Regions from separate parts of the Mus musculus genome. Here region 2 is linked to region 1. Evidence: chromatin loops called from intact Hi-C (ENCODE). Cell type or tissue: left cerebral cortex. All regions are shown on one strand. Each heading gives the region's core, and the rest is flanking DNA. Links, peaks and the distances in the headings are about the cores only.

Region 1 (7,377 bases), core at 1,545-6,544:
CCATGCTGAGGCATCCCTTCCCCCTGAGGGACCAGCCACATGATGGTATAGTATAGAATAGAGTTTATCTAGGGCATGGGGAGAGAGGGGTTGGGAGGGTAGTAGAGACAGAGAAAGGGAGAGAGAGAGAGAGAGAGAGAGAGAGAGAGGAAGAGAGAGAGGAAGAGAGAGAGAGAGGAAGAGAGAGGAAGAGAGGAAAAGAAGAGGTAGAGGCCGGCCATGGGCATGTGGAGAGAGGGGGAGGGGAATGGGGAGAGGGGAAGCAGGAACAAGAGACAGAGCAGGAGCAAGAGAGCAAGAGAGAGAGGAGGGGCAAGCAGCCCCTTTTATAGTGAGTCAGGTACACCTGGCTGTTGCCAGGTAACTGTGGGGTGGAGCTTAGACAAAATTCTAACACAAGGGCTATTTAAACCTTTGGGGTTTAAGTAGGAGCTGTCTGTCCTGTTGAGTGTCCATCTCTAGCTGGGACCTGGGTATTGGGGATGCCTCATTTGCATAAGGAGGCATTCCAGGTGCTGCTGGACATGACCTTATAAAGGGAAAGGAAGTTTAACCCCGGCCTTGTGGCCTCCTCAGGTGAGGCAAAGCGGGGACCCAGGACTGTGTGCACTGGGGCATGCAGGCCCCAGGTGGGGGTGGGGATCCTACTCCTGTTCATTTCAGGATAAGATTTAGGGGTTTGGACACACCTCAGCCCTACTCTTGCTCGGGGTTTGTCCCCCCACCCCCATCCCACGGTTCCCTGGCCCCACGAGTGGGGGTAACCTGAGGGTGGGAGAGAGTGCACCCTCAGGCTCCTAGCCCGGTTTTCGGTTTGCTTTACTTGTGTTGAGCGTCACGGGGATGGTATTTTTTACATGGCTGCAGAAAGTCTGAGTTTAAAATGAATAGCACAGTGAGCTGCTGTCTCTGTAGCCGCCTTGCAGAGTTTCCCGGTCAAATGCGCTGCACAACCATGGCTAGTGGAATTCCTCTAGGAAGCTCCGGAGTCTCAATATGTGCTTGGGGGCACAAAACAGACATCTGCTAAGTGCCACAGGGACCAGGGGCTTCAGGGTGGCTTCACATAGGTGTGCCATTTCTTGGCGCATCCATCTGCCCCCTTGTTCTGTAGTTTACAGCTGTAATCAGGCACTTTACATTCTGAAAGCATCATGGTCTTGAAGCACCCTGAGTCTGGGTCTGTCCCTGGCTTGTGGTTGTCCGTGGTGTCAGAGGCTGCCCTCCCTTTAGTTGGAGTCCTGAGCCCCAGATGTTTACCCAGCTGACGTGTCACAGTGAGTGTGGGTCCCGCTTAGTAGGTCAGCTACAGAGGTGCAGGCAGCAGCAGCTGGGCGAGAGAGGACAGCTATGCTGAAGTGATGTCAGTTTTGTCCCATAGTGATCACCTTTGGAGCCGGGAAGGGCAGGAAGGCAGGAAGTCCTGCGACAGCACAGTCCGTGGAACCCTGGCTACTCTTTTAGGAACCTGCTTATTGAAAAGTCATGGCAGAAGAGTAGAGAAGGGGGTTCCTGGGGAACCCGGACATTCTCCCCAGGACTAGTGGCAGCGACAGTGACAGTAATACTACTTATCAGCAGGACCAGCAGTGTTCATACTCTGAAGCTGTAGTACTCTTTGGTGTTACTATCAGTAGCAATCAATACTCCTACTGTGCTGGCTAGTTTTTTATTAACTTGGCACAGCGGGCCTCGTCTGAAAGTAGGGACCCTCAATTGAGAATTCCTCCATAAGTTCTGTCCATTGGGCATTTTCTTAGTTAGTGATTAATGTGGGAGGGCCCAGAGCATTGTGGGGGCTCCCATCCCTGGGCCGGTAGCCCTGAGTTTTGTAAGAATGCAGGTGGAGGAAGCCAGAAAAGCAAGCCAGTGAGGAACACCCCTCCATGGTCTCTGCAGCAGCTCCTGCCTCTAGGTTCCTTCCCTGTTGGACTTCCTGTCCTTACTTCCTTCAGTGCTGGAGTAAGGATGTCGAAGTGTGAGCCGCATAAACCCTTTCCTCCTCGAGTTGCTTTTGGTTTTTTATGGCAGCAATGGTCACCCTGACTAGGACAATGGAGTGCTTCCCAGTAGTGGTAGTAGTAGTGATAGCAGTATTACTAGGACCCATGCTCAATGCGGTGTAGGTAGTTTGGTAGTAATAGAAAGCTCTGAACCACGTGTCCGCCCTTTATCCAAGATGCTACTTTTATCCCAGTTTTTAGGAACTGGGTGAGGTAGGAGGTATTCTTAGTATCAGTCAGTCCCTCACTACGAGCTTGTCAGTTTCTCGTGCTCAGGGCCACCCCAGAAATAAATGAAAGAGCTGAGTTTCTGTTTCAGGCGCTCTGAGATGAGCCCAGGCCTTCTAGGCTGGGGCTGATCTAACTAAGGTCAAAAACTTTGCCCTTAGCATCCCAAGTGGCTGCTGTTTGATCTTAGCCTAGGGATAATGGTGCAGAGATGGCCTCGGGGCAGTGGTGGCACATGAGTTTGTCAACTAGGATGCGGTCCAGGTTACAGTGTCTCCTGGGGTCACAAAGTCATATGCAGTACAGGAAAGTGGCTGTGACTGGTGAATCAGTGTGTCAGTGCGGTGTGTCCAGCTGGACACCCATCACCACCTGTGGTTGTCTCACATACCTGTTCAGCACCCCCTGTTACTGCACTCAGCGACTGGAGTGGACTGGTGTGATCTGGGATGGCAGTGCGATTAGGAGACCCTGATGCCCCGGGCAGAGGCTGACAGCTCTGTTTTTTTAATGAGCCCAGGGTCACAGAGTATGTGCCATTTGCTGGGACCCAGATCAACTGCTACTGAGGGCAGCTCATTTGCTCTGGCTTCTGACGCTCCGTCCTGTTGGCCTGCCGGGTCAGTCCAGGCATTAGGGATTAGGATGATGGGTATGGTAGTGCAGTGTGGGAGCTGGTGTGGGCAGGCTTTCCCTGTCAGACCTCTTCCCTTGCCCTGCCTTTAGATCAGGTCTTTGTTGGTTTATGATCTAATACTGGGCATGGATGCTTCGTTCCCTTGATGGACCCGGTGACCAGTCCTGGAGGTCACAGTGACATTGTGTCTCTACCATGACGACTAGCAGACCTTCTAATGCACTGAAATCTGGGGAGCTAAGAGTCATTTGTGTTCGGATAGGAAAACCTTTCTTTCTTCCTACTCCCTGCCAGCAAAAGGAAGCGGGCTTTCTAATACAAATACTTTCATTTTCATGGACTGGTTGGCCTATTGACGCTGCTGATTTGGAGAAGTCAGAGATAATTTTATATGGGGTAGCTAGCAGTGATCCAGTCACGTTTCAAAATCCACGCCCCGATGGATAGGGTGGGTGTGGTGGCAAATGCCTGTTACTCAATTAGCTGGGAGGTTGAGCAAGAGGAAAAGAGAGTTGCAGGTCAGCCTGGGCTACTGAGTGAAGCCTGTCTCTGAAAGCCAAGACACCACGTTTGGATGATGTTTAAGGTTACACCTGTTATACGTGCTCCTTTATGCATGGCTGTGATCCCGTTCCTGACAAACGCAAACGAAGGCAGAAGTGCTTACTCCGGCTTGGTAGTACCGCTCACAGTCTGAGGGAGCACATATCTCATCACGGATGGTGAGCGCGTTGGCTAGAACAGGAGACAGTTGGTCATATTGCGCCATAGTCAGAAAGCAGATTGAAGAACCCAGCTCTCTGCTCATTGCTGTCTTCACATGCTTGCCCAGAAGTTTGTCTCCTGGGTAATTCTGTATCCCGTCGGGTTGTCAGTCACTATTAACCCTCACAGGTTGTGTGAGCCACATGGGGTGAGCTGTTAGATTAACAGCTGGTTTTACGAGGCGATTTCTCATTTAGTGATCTCGGCTCCGTGTTGTTCCGCTGGACTTTTGAGTTTTAGAGAGCGGAAGGATGAACGGAGTGTGGCATCTTGTCTCTCTGGTGCCTCAATAGCACAAGGAATTATTCTAGGAAGACAGCACAGCTGTGTGAGCCACCCACCCCAGCCGGGCCTTCCCTAGGTGCTAACGGAGCTCTGCCAGAGAAAAGGTGGCGAGGAACTGGTGCAGAAGCCTTGCGTGGGATTTCTAGGTGGTGCTCCATGTTCTTCTGTGAAGCTGAGGACTGTGGAGAAACCAGCATGATCGTGACTTTGGAACACACCCGTGCAGGTCAGAGAAAGCCAGCTCGGAGCATCGAGTTCCCCGTAATCTGTCCCTTGTGTGCACCTCCTAGGAAGTGCCATGGGGACAGAGATGACTCACCATCTGGAGCCTTACTGTAAAGGGAGAGTCTGCACAGCCTGCCTCCTCACGTCATTCAGGCCTGGATTTTGAGTTATGAGGTGTCTTGCCTGTGGGAGAGTGAAGTTGGGGGCATCAAAGGAGCCTCAGGGGACTCTCCTGCATGTGGAGCCAGTCGTGGGCAAGGCACGGCATGGTTGTTTAAGTCTTTTTTTTTTAATATATATATTTATTTATTGATTATACGTTAACTACACTGTAGCTGTCTTCAGACACCCCAGAAGAGGGCATCTGATCTCATTATGGATGGTTGTGAGCCACCATGTGGTTGCTAGGATTTGAACTCAGAACCTTTGGAAAAGCAGTCAGTGCTCTTAACCGCTGAGCCAGTTTTCCAGCTGTTTAAGTCTATATATATATATATGTTTATAGTCTATATAGTCTGCCAGCTTCATCTGTGAAGTTGGCCTTTGGCCAAGACTGTTTGTTTGTTTGTTTTTGTTTGTTTGTTTTAAGACAAGGTGTCTCTATGTAACTCTGGCTGTCCTGGAACTCACTCTTGAGAACAGACTGGCCTTGAACTCAGGGATCTGCCTGCCTCTGCCTCCTGAGTGTTCGGCCCACTGCCTGAGGACTTTTCTCTTTTTAGGGTTTACTTTTATTATATTTGCATGAGTGTTTCGTCTGTCTGCCTGTCTGTCTGTGTACCACATGCATGTAGTACCCATGGAAGCCAGAAGAGAGCTTTGGACCTTCTGGAGATGGTGTTGGAGACTGTTGCTAACATGGTCAAGGCTTTCCCCCTGACTGTCGCTCGTCTGGGTGGATACTGGAGTATAGGGGATCCTGGAGGCTGCCATCTGAGGTAACCCTGCCCTTATCCAAGGTCAGAGGTCAGCAGTCAGTTCTGCCTGTGCCTTTGCTTGGGGTTGATTCCTGAGATGTGTCCAGGGATGCATTTCCTGGCTCTTTTTTTCCAAGTGGCTCCAACTTTCAGCTCAACCTAGGAGGCCATTGATAGAGACCAAGAGGGAGATGACCCAGGCAGGGAGAGGTGGACCACGCCTTGGGAAGCAGGTGTGGTCAGCTGTGTGTGCCCCGTGGGTTCCTGGACACTCTGACACTAGCTTATTTAGTGTTGACAGTGATGACTCTGAGTGAGAACCCAGAGAAAATGCTTTTAAACACTTTCTTTAAAAAGTCAGAGGATCCATTGCTTCACTGGAGAAAGGTTGTATTCATAATGGTAGGAGATTGAGACCAGCCATTAAGACACTATCCTCAAATGGGGTTCTCCAGGCAATGCCCAGGAAACTCTGCTTTCATAAATTAACATCTCTTGACAATCCTTGTGTTCTGCTAAGACTGTCTGCAAGCAGTGGGATTTGAAAGCCATTTGTGAAAGCTGATGTCTTAGCCACTAATTACAGTGTTTCCTCAGGCCTTTGAATTCAGCTTAATTTTTGAACATTTTGTGCAGAGGATTGAACACATAGCTTTGAGTGTGCCAGGCTCTCCCTCTGGCACTGAGGCAGCCTCTCTCACACCTCCAGGGGAGGCAGATGACCTCGGCTGCAGGTGGTCGGCTCAGAAGGGGTTTTAACTCTCCTGTGCCCACTCCTCGGAGGGACAGCGGGAGGAGGGAACTTGCTTGTCTTTACTCTGTTTGATTTCTTGCTCAGCTGCTTGCTGTCAGGGCCAAGGGTCATGGGACATTTTCTTTTTTAGGCTTTTAGGAACATTCCAAAGCCACACGACCAGAATCAGAAGGCCCTGCTTGTCTCTAAGCCACGCACCTGTAACTTATCAGCTCACATTGAGACTTGAGTCACCCAGGGCCCTGCTTGCTCCGTTTTGAAGCCGTTCCCACATATCACGCCTGTTATCTAAGAACAGTTCAATTTGTACCTTTAAGAGCTGAGCTTTCCCTGTGGAGTGTCAGCACCGTTGCCTGCAGACGCATTAACTCAAGTCTGTGCAGACAGCGTGTCTAGCCATAGCTCATTTCCCTCTCTTAGGGTTTTGACCTATATTTTATTGATTCTTTTGAATACCACTCTGTTGCCAACTAGGGCTTTTGGGCTCAAGTGTTCTTTCTGCCTCAGCATCTTAGGTAGTTGGGAGTACAGGGCAGGCATCAGTGTACCTGACATTCATTCATTCATTCATTCATTCATTCATTTGATGTATCTTTTCTTGTGACTATGTTTATAGGTATACACGTGAGTGTGGGTGTGTGTCCAATGTGTACAGTGTCAGCAGATGTCAGAAGAGGGCGTAACGAGGTACAGATGGTTGTGAACCTCCCTACCTGGCTGCTGGAACTTGAGCTCAGACCCTTGGCACGGGCCTCATGCACTCTTAGCTGCCAGCCCAATTCCCAAACACCGTTTTTCCTAGACTGTGGACTGGTCCAGTGAGGTGCATCTCGTTGACAAAGATGGCTTTGGATTCTTTTTATTTCCCGGTCTGCCCCTCACTCTGCAGTTACGTTTACTGTCTCGCTGTTTTTGAAATTGAGAGCACTGATTTGCTTGTTTAGCGGAGGTTCCCGTCGCCTGGGTTGGCCCAGTGGCATTGCCCTCCTGAGTCATTGAACATGTTCCCTGCCACCAGGAGTTGTAGATAAGAAGTAAAGTGACTCTCCAGACCCTGCAGTATGACTTAATCTGCAATGCTGTGTACTATCACTACTGTGTGCTACCATTACTGCAAGGGGCCTAGCATGTGCTACCATCATTACAAGGGAGCTAGCATGTGCTACCATCACTGTAAGGGACCTACTGTGTGCTACCATCACTGCAAGGGACCTACTGTGTGCTACCATCACTGCAAGGGACCTACTGTGTGCTACCATCACTGCAAGGGACCTACTGTGTGCTACCATCACTGCAAGGGATCTACTGTGTGCTACCATCACTGCAAAGGACCTAGCATGTGCTTGTTGTTTCCATGTGTGTGATGCTAGGAGATGTTCATGATGAAGGGGGGCTGGCTACATCATGGTGACGTGGCAATTATCTTATTAGCTCGAATCTTCTCATAATTGGCATGTCTGCCCTGGATAGCCTTTAGGTTACCCCGGGGTACAGGATGTATAGAAAAAGCAAGGGAATTTCTTACTACTTTTCTCCTAAAACTAGTTTTCAAATTGGGAGTGG
Region 2 (7,377 bases), core at 820-5,819, 89 kb before region 1:
ATATTAATATGTTAAACTGTATTACTGAATTTCATTTGTATCAATTTGTTTTCAATGTTCTCTTAAAAAATTCCCTTTTCATCTTAGATTTTAATTTAGCCTCCATCTCTTTCTCTCTCTCATTCACTAATGTTGTCAGATTTTTGTCTATGCTATTATATTTTTTGAAAAATCAGCACTAGTTTCCCAATATATATCTGTGTGTCTTTGGGATCTTTTCTTTTCTTTTGGGTTTTCAAGGTAGGGTTTCTCTGTGTCACTTTTGTAGCAGTGAGTTTAGCTAACTGATCTGCGCTCCCAGACACCCACCAGAGCCCTCTAGGTTTGCGAATGAAAGACAGGCAAACACACACACACACACACACACACACACACACACACACACACACACACACACACACACACCAGTTAACTTTTAAATGCCTTGGCTAGCTCAAAGGCTGGGCTCTCCTAAACCTTCCCCCCTCTAGCAAATGCTCTGCTCCTCTCCAGGACTCCTGAGTGGTCAGTGGTCACTTACCCAAATTCTTACATGGCTGCTTGGCCTTCTTTCCTGCAGCTCTTACACCCATCCTTCCCCTTTTCTGCCGCCCCCTCCCCAGACATGATGATTCTCCCCCTTTCATTCTCCGAGTCCTGCCTCAGTCTACCTGCCCAGACACTGGCCATTGGCTCTTTATTGATTGATCAAAAGCCAACTGGGAACAAGGACCTTCAGCGTTTGGACTCGCAGCTTCCCGATTTTGGGGGCTGGATTATTTCAAAACATTAGAACCAATCCCCAATAGTATTGGCTGTCCTGGAACTCATTAAATAGGCCAGGCTGGCCAGGAACTCACAGAGATCCTCTGGCCTCTGCCTCCCAAGTTCATGAGTGGGCAGCTCTGTCCTGTCCAGAAGACAGTCTTTTCAGAGCCCCAGTTTTTGCGACCTCATTTTATGGTCCTTATTTCTACAAAAAACCTTATTGCAGGATACAGTCAGTCTGAGTTAGGGCTCCGGTGTGTAAAGGGGAGGACAATAGACATCCAGTGTACACTATCCAACATTGTTGCCCTCACTTTTATTTAAATTTTTTTTCTTAGAATATCATTTTTAGTCACTTTAGGGGTTTTGTGTAATTTTCTTAGAAATATCATACTTAGACTGCATTTACGCAATTAAAATTTAGTATGTTATGTTAGGTATATACAGTATATAACTAAAATATGCAGGGGAAATGCCCCCTGCAGCATCTTACCATTTCCATATTTAAGAAGTTAAAGGATGAGGAACAGCTCAGCGACAGAGGCCCCGCACTTAGCATGCTTGAGGCCCTGGGCTCGGTTCCCAGGACTGCAGCAACAGAGCTTCTAACACCATGTGCATAGGCGTGTACATATTTTCCTAACTTACTGCCAGCTCTAAATCTTCTTTGAAATGTATGCCCCCACTTCCTTTCAGTCATGACCACGCTGTGCCCTGCTCCGAGAGACCCTCCTTCACGGGTAGCTCTGACTCCCTGTGGAGGATGCAGGATGCCAGCATAACTGGATGGAAAGGGAAACAGGCCATCTGCCCTGCACAACCACAGGACCCAGATTGGCAACTGACTGTAAATGCACCAATGTAAGTAGGACTTACGTGGGAACACACGGTAAGATCACCTCAGGAGAGGCAGGCGCAGGAGCTCGCTGGACACAGGGGACTGAGAAGAAGCTATGATTTTTCTCACCTGGATCCCACCATGTGTCACCTGGTGTGTTCAGGAGCTAACAGGCAGAGAACTTCCTCCTGTGCCAGGAACTTGAGCTCAGCATAGCCCACCCCCACCATCCCCACTGATGCAGCCTACTTAAGTTACCATCTGCCCAGCTGTCCGTCTGTCTGCCCATTCATTTACTGGGGCCCCCTGCTGACCTTCATCTTTACAGTCTCCAGTGCATCAAACTCTGACCCTGCAACTTAACGCTATGGAGGAGGTGGCAGTGACAGTGATGGTGATTGTGGCAGTGATGGTGGTGGTGATGGTGGTGGTGATAGTGGCAGTGATGGTGGTGGTGATGGTGGTGGTGATAGTGGCAGTGATGGTGGTGGTGATGGTGGTGGTGATTGTGGCAGTGATGGTGGTGGTGATGGTGGTGATGGTGATGGTGATGGTGGTGATGGTGGTGGTGGTGGTGATGGTGGTGATGGTGATGGTGATGGTGGTGATGGTGGTGGTGGTAGTGAAGCCTGTAACTCCAAGAGCTACATTAGATCTCCAACTGGTTTAGTATTCTATTCTGCACAGACAGTTTCGGTATCTCCATCAACCTCTGCTTCTGCCTGCCAGGCCTCTTTGAAATCTCTTGAACACACACACACACACACACACACACACACACACACACACACACACACACACACACACAGAGAGAGAGAGAGAGAGAGAGAGAGAGAGAATTTACTATATGATGTGTAATGGTAATGTGTTATCTGAGTTAACATTAGTAGATAGGATTATAATAAAAAAAAGAGCTGGAGATAGCTCAGTGGTTAAGAACGTGTTCTGCTCTTGCAGAAGACCAGGGTTCAGTTCCCAGCACTGACACAACCACTTGGAACTCCAACTCCAGGTAGATGTGATATCTCTGGCCTTCTCGGATTTCTGCACTGATCTTTCAAAGGATCAGAATAAAAGAGCCAACGCTTGTCTCAGCCAGAGCTACCAAAGACACTGGGAACACTTGACTAATGGGCACCCACTAACCTGCCATGACTTGCAAGTTTACTGTTAATCAATGAATTATGATGCCACAGAAAGGTATACATGCACACATCTGTCTCTGACACAGCTTCCTCATGACGCCTATATTCTCCCTGCTGTTCCTGTCTGTTGTCCTCATTTCCCATCTCCCGTCTCTGATATAAACTGACCAGTGTCATATTTCTTTCCCGAGTTACTGATTCACTTGTTCACTGTGTACAAATGTGATTCACTTGTTAATCAGGCTTCGGTCATCACAATGGCTTCCAGTGGTGACTGGCTTCCGGTTAACAGTTCTGTTTAGAATGCAGTGGGCCCCTCTCCCCATTGCCGGACACCCAGTTGGTGTGCACCAGGAAGAGATCAATGGCAAGGATAGCTACTGGAGCAGCTAAAGAGCCCACTGGAGAGGCTGCAAAGCTGAGCTCTGTGAACTAAGAACCTGGTCTTATAAAAGAAACTAAGACAATGACAACTTTTTATCACCTAGAAAGAGGAACCACACAAGACATGTGAAATTTGAGGTCAAAGGTTACAAGTAAAAATAAAATAAAACAAAACAGAAAAGCAAGGAAATTCGTCTTAAAGATAATTCTGAGTCACCTAAAAAGCTGAGTCAGAGAAACGTGGCAGACTTGGTTGGTTCCTTGTAAGATTCTGGTTGCAGGTGTGGTAGATTTTGGAGGAGCACTACCTTTGGAGGGCAGCAGGCGTGTTAAATGTGTATCACACCCTCGTGCCTATGGATGCTCATTCTATTTTGGTAAGTTTATAGGTGGAACATTTTTATTTGCAGGAATAAATTCCCTCATCAGCTTGCTCAGGGGAGGTGCTGGGTGGGTGGTAGTGTCTATGTGTACACAAGAGTTGCAGAGTCATCCTGTCTCAGCATTTTTGTCTCACCCAGGGTGAGACTCAGCCTGAAAGCCACTGTCACACAACATGGAGCAACTTCGAGCCTATCAGTGATTTAGTCAGGTCATACCTGGTTCCCACTCAGAGCATGGCTATGGACCTCTGAGGAGGTCTGAACCAAGGAACAGCTGAGCGCCCCTGGGCTGGGACTGCTGGCTGCTCTTCCTGTTAGCAGGGTGTGTGGGTGGTAGGGATGGAGATATCCCAAGGAGCCAGAGGATGCTGAAGAGACCAGAATGTGAATTTCCATTCCCCCTCCCTTAGCCTGCTGACAAACAAACCAGGAAACCAACCAGCAAGCGAATCTGAAATGTTAACTCCATAAAGTCCTGGCCTCAGAGTCTTAGGAAGCCTATAAAGTCTACAGATGACTGAGTGCTCTCCTGCTCCTGCTCTATAGCCTTCTGTGCACGCTGGGACCTGTAGTGTCTACAGTGAAAATGAAAAGAAGCCCGAACCGATGCTCTCCCGCCATGAGTTTAGTGACTTGCTTTGTTACTAAGTTGAGAGGCCACACAGCTAGGCAGTTGCATATGGGTAGATGTCAGTGGGTGGCTTTTGATGCAGGAGGTCACTGCTGAATCTCTGTGATGCCTCCCCCGCCCCCCCCACCCCATCTTCTGAAAGGCTTGCACACCACCAATTATGCCACTCTTTTCTTTGCTGAATGGAAAAAAATAAAAAAGGAAAGGATGGGACTGCTGCTAGGCATGGTGGAGGAGAAAGTTTATTATAAATATGTATAAGAGCGTAGCCAGAGAGGCAGACACATCTGGGAGAGTCCAGACTGGTGATGACCCTGGACCGTGTGGGGAGAGGGGGAGGTGGAGGGGGAGAGGGAGAATTTAGTACAGCAGCCAGGCGGGTAGGTAACCACAAGGTCTGGATTATATCAGAAGGAGCCTCTGGGAAGCAGACAGCCCAGCCCCTGGGCTGGAGAGTTCAGGTTAGAGGGCAGGGTATGCCAGCCATACCCTATAACAGGTAGAAACTGAGGGATGCTGGGAACCTGGTGGGAGAACCTGGAGGCAGGTCTGCTTTGATGTGCTAAATGGGCACCTCAGTTGCTGGTTTTGAAACTTGACATAATTCTCTTTCTTTATACCTAAGATGACCTTTCTTTCCTTTTCTTATTTTTTTTTTCTTCTTCTTGTGCTGGAGGTTGAACCTAGAGCTTTGGCTATGGTTTGCCAGTAAGCTACAAGTCTCAACTCTGATCGGAGACAGGGTTTCACTACATAGCTCAGGCTAGCCTGAATGTATAGTCCTCTGCCTCATCCTGCATCTCAGCCTCTCAAGTGCTAAGACTCTAGATATGTACCACCACAGCTGGCCACCCGTTTTCCAATCCCGTAATACTCCCAACCCTGTAGTTGGAGTTTGTCCTGTCTCTATACTACTGGCACTGTGTACACACACTTCCTCTGCAAAGCCCATAGATATAGGTGTTTGCATGCTGTATAATGGGTAACAGGTTCCTTCAGGAACAATAGCTCTTTGCACTAGGAAATGTTGTGCTAAAGTACACATGAGATAAACTTTACCACCTTAACTCCACTGAGATGATTTGGTGCCATTAAGCACACTCACAATTGTACTTGCTGTTCTCAGCAGGGCATCTCTCCTGAGCTTATTCATCTTGATGTTGAAATAAAAACTCTGAATTTATTTACCATAACCAAGAACATCACCAGTTTGTGTAAATTGTTTTCTAGTTCTTCATGCAAAGCATGGATTGTAGATTCAAGCAACATTCATAATCCTCAGAGCACCGTTCTCCAAGATGACTTTGAAGGCATAAGAAGAACCTATCCTTCCTAAAGATGAAATCTAAGGCCAAGAAAATCAGGGAGACAGAATAAGAAGTCTCCACAGCCCCAGTAAAGAAGACACACATGTCACCTACCTCTGGCAGCCAAAGATTTTGTGGCTCTGGACATATACCATATAATTTTGGAACCGAGACTCCAAGAGAAAGAAACCTGTCCACGACTTCATTATTAGATTCTCTTTGTCACTGAGTCTGCCATGAGGAAGACAGAAGACAACACACACCTGTTCACTGTGGAGGCCAAAGTCAACCAGAGCTAGATGAAACTGGCTGGGGGTGGGGGGTAGCTCTGAGACACAGAAGCAGCAGTAGGTGCCCTGATCAGGTCTGGTGCACAGCAGGAGATAGAACCAACCCTTTCAGCTTCTGCTAAGTTGTGGATGTTGACATCAAAATTAATATCATCAAAACATTTCAACTGACTCATTTTAAATTTTTGTTGTTATCTTGCATACATTGGGCCTGTGAGCATGAGGGAGACAGAGAGACAGAGAGGTAGTTTAATGACAGAGCTCCAGACCGACATGCATCTCACACAGGAGATAACAGATGTCAGCCTCGGGGCTCAAAAGTTAGGGATTTTTATGGAGAGAGAGAGAGAGGCAGACAGACAGAGACAGACAGACAGAGAGGAGCAGACAGACAGACAGACAGAGAGAGACAGAGAGAAACACAGAGAGAGAGACACACAGAGAGAGACACACAGAGAGAGAGACAGAGACAGAGAGAGAGACAGAGACAGAGAGAGACAGAGACAGAGACAGAGACAGAGACAGAGAGAACCAAGCCTGGGTTTGATTCTCAGCATCACATAAGCTAGGCAGGTTGTATCTATTGAAAGAACCTAATGGGGAAACCCCCACTTATGAAGGAATGTAAGGACACAAGCAGGGCTATCTTGTCCGAGTCAATACCATCTGGCTGGAACCTCCCCTCTGTCTATTGCCCCTTGACGCCTGGTAAAGTCATACATCAACTGGTTGCTATGTGAACAAAGATAAGCCCCCAGCCCACAGGAACAAAGTCCCGATGCCCTTTTGCTGACGTGTAATCTTTCTGTTAATGTTTGAATGAGCCAGTCCCATACCTTTGTTGAAATTCGAGGCTGACATCTGTTATCTCCTGTGTGAGATGCATGTCGGTCTGGAGCTCCATCATTAAACTACCTCATGTATTTACATCAAGGCGTTCTGTTCTGTTCGTGATTCTTGGGTGCACACCAAATCAAAAGTTAAGTGGGGGTTTCCCCACTAGGTTCTTTCACTATCTGTAGTCTCAAGATTCTGGAGATGGCAACAGGAGGATAAATAGCTGAAAGTCATTTTCAGGTATATAGGGAGCTTGAGGCCAGCCCTGCATATATGAGACCCAGAGAAAGGAGGAGAGACAGGAAGCAGTCATAAAGGTATAATCCTAAATGCATGTCTTTAACAGTAAGAGGAAATGCTGATCATTTATAAACAGTAAGAGCTGCTTAGTTTGGACCTGGAGTGTCCTGAATGTTTATGACTTGTTCCTCAGCTTGTGGCTCTTCTGGAACCTTCCAGAAGAAGTGCCTATTTACAAGAAGTCTGAGCGACCTTGGAATATTGGTACTCAGACCCCTTTCTTTCCCTCTTTCCTCTCCTCTCTGCTTGGACCCTTTTCCATCTCCTCTTTTCTCTGCAATCTGGCCACCGTGAGGGGAGCAACTTGCTCTGACACATAATATCTGTCTCTCACCATAATATACTGCTTTGTCTCAGTCTTGAAAACTAAGGGGCCAGTCCACTATGAACTGACACATCTGGAACCCTCAACTAAAGCAAATAACTCCTCCTCACATTGATTATCTCAAGCATTTGCTGAGTAATAGAAACTAGACAATTTGTAACAATCCAGAGTACAAAGGACTCCCCGCCCC

The links. Hi-C counts contacts between places; a loop is a spot of excess contacts. Peaks named below come from ENCODE experiments on the same cell type or tissue, not always from the same donor. Only the 100,000 strongest peaks of a DNase experiment are listed, where the experiment ranks them.
Region 2: it touches region 1 in a loop (4-fold over the local background); 2 of 42 quality-filtered maps call a loop at or near these places.

The regions. Positions count from the first base shown.
Region 1 is chr14:118,659,046-118,666,422 of GRCm38, reverse strand. All of the region lies in intron 3 of Abcc4 (ATP-binding cassette, sub-family C (CFTR/MRP), member 4), which reads left to right. Among named protein-coding and RNA genes, the nearest start is that of Gm52104, 20 kb to the right of the region's middle. In left cerebral cortex, for the core only: no CTCF peak of the experiment used is centred there; DNase peaks (open chromatin) are centred at 3,643, 4,054, 5,722 and 6,093; H3K27ac peaks cover 1,254 bases.
Region 2 is chr14:118,746,975-118,754,351 of GRCm38, reverse strand. Gm46484 (a long non-coding RNA gene) reads left to right here. Exons shown (of 3, transcript XR_001781464.2): 2 at 1,444-1,608; 3 at 5,359-6,132. Among named protein-coding and RNA genes, the nearest start is that of Gm46484, 5.2 kb to the left of the region's middle. In left cerebral cortex, for the core only: no CTCF peak of the experiment used is centred there; DNase peaks (open chromatin) are centred at 1,472, 3,583 and 3,817; H3K27ac peaks cover 495 bases.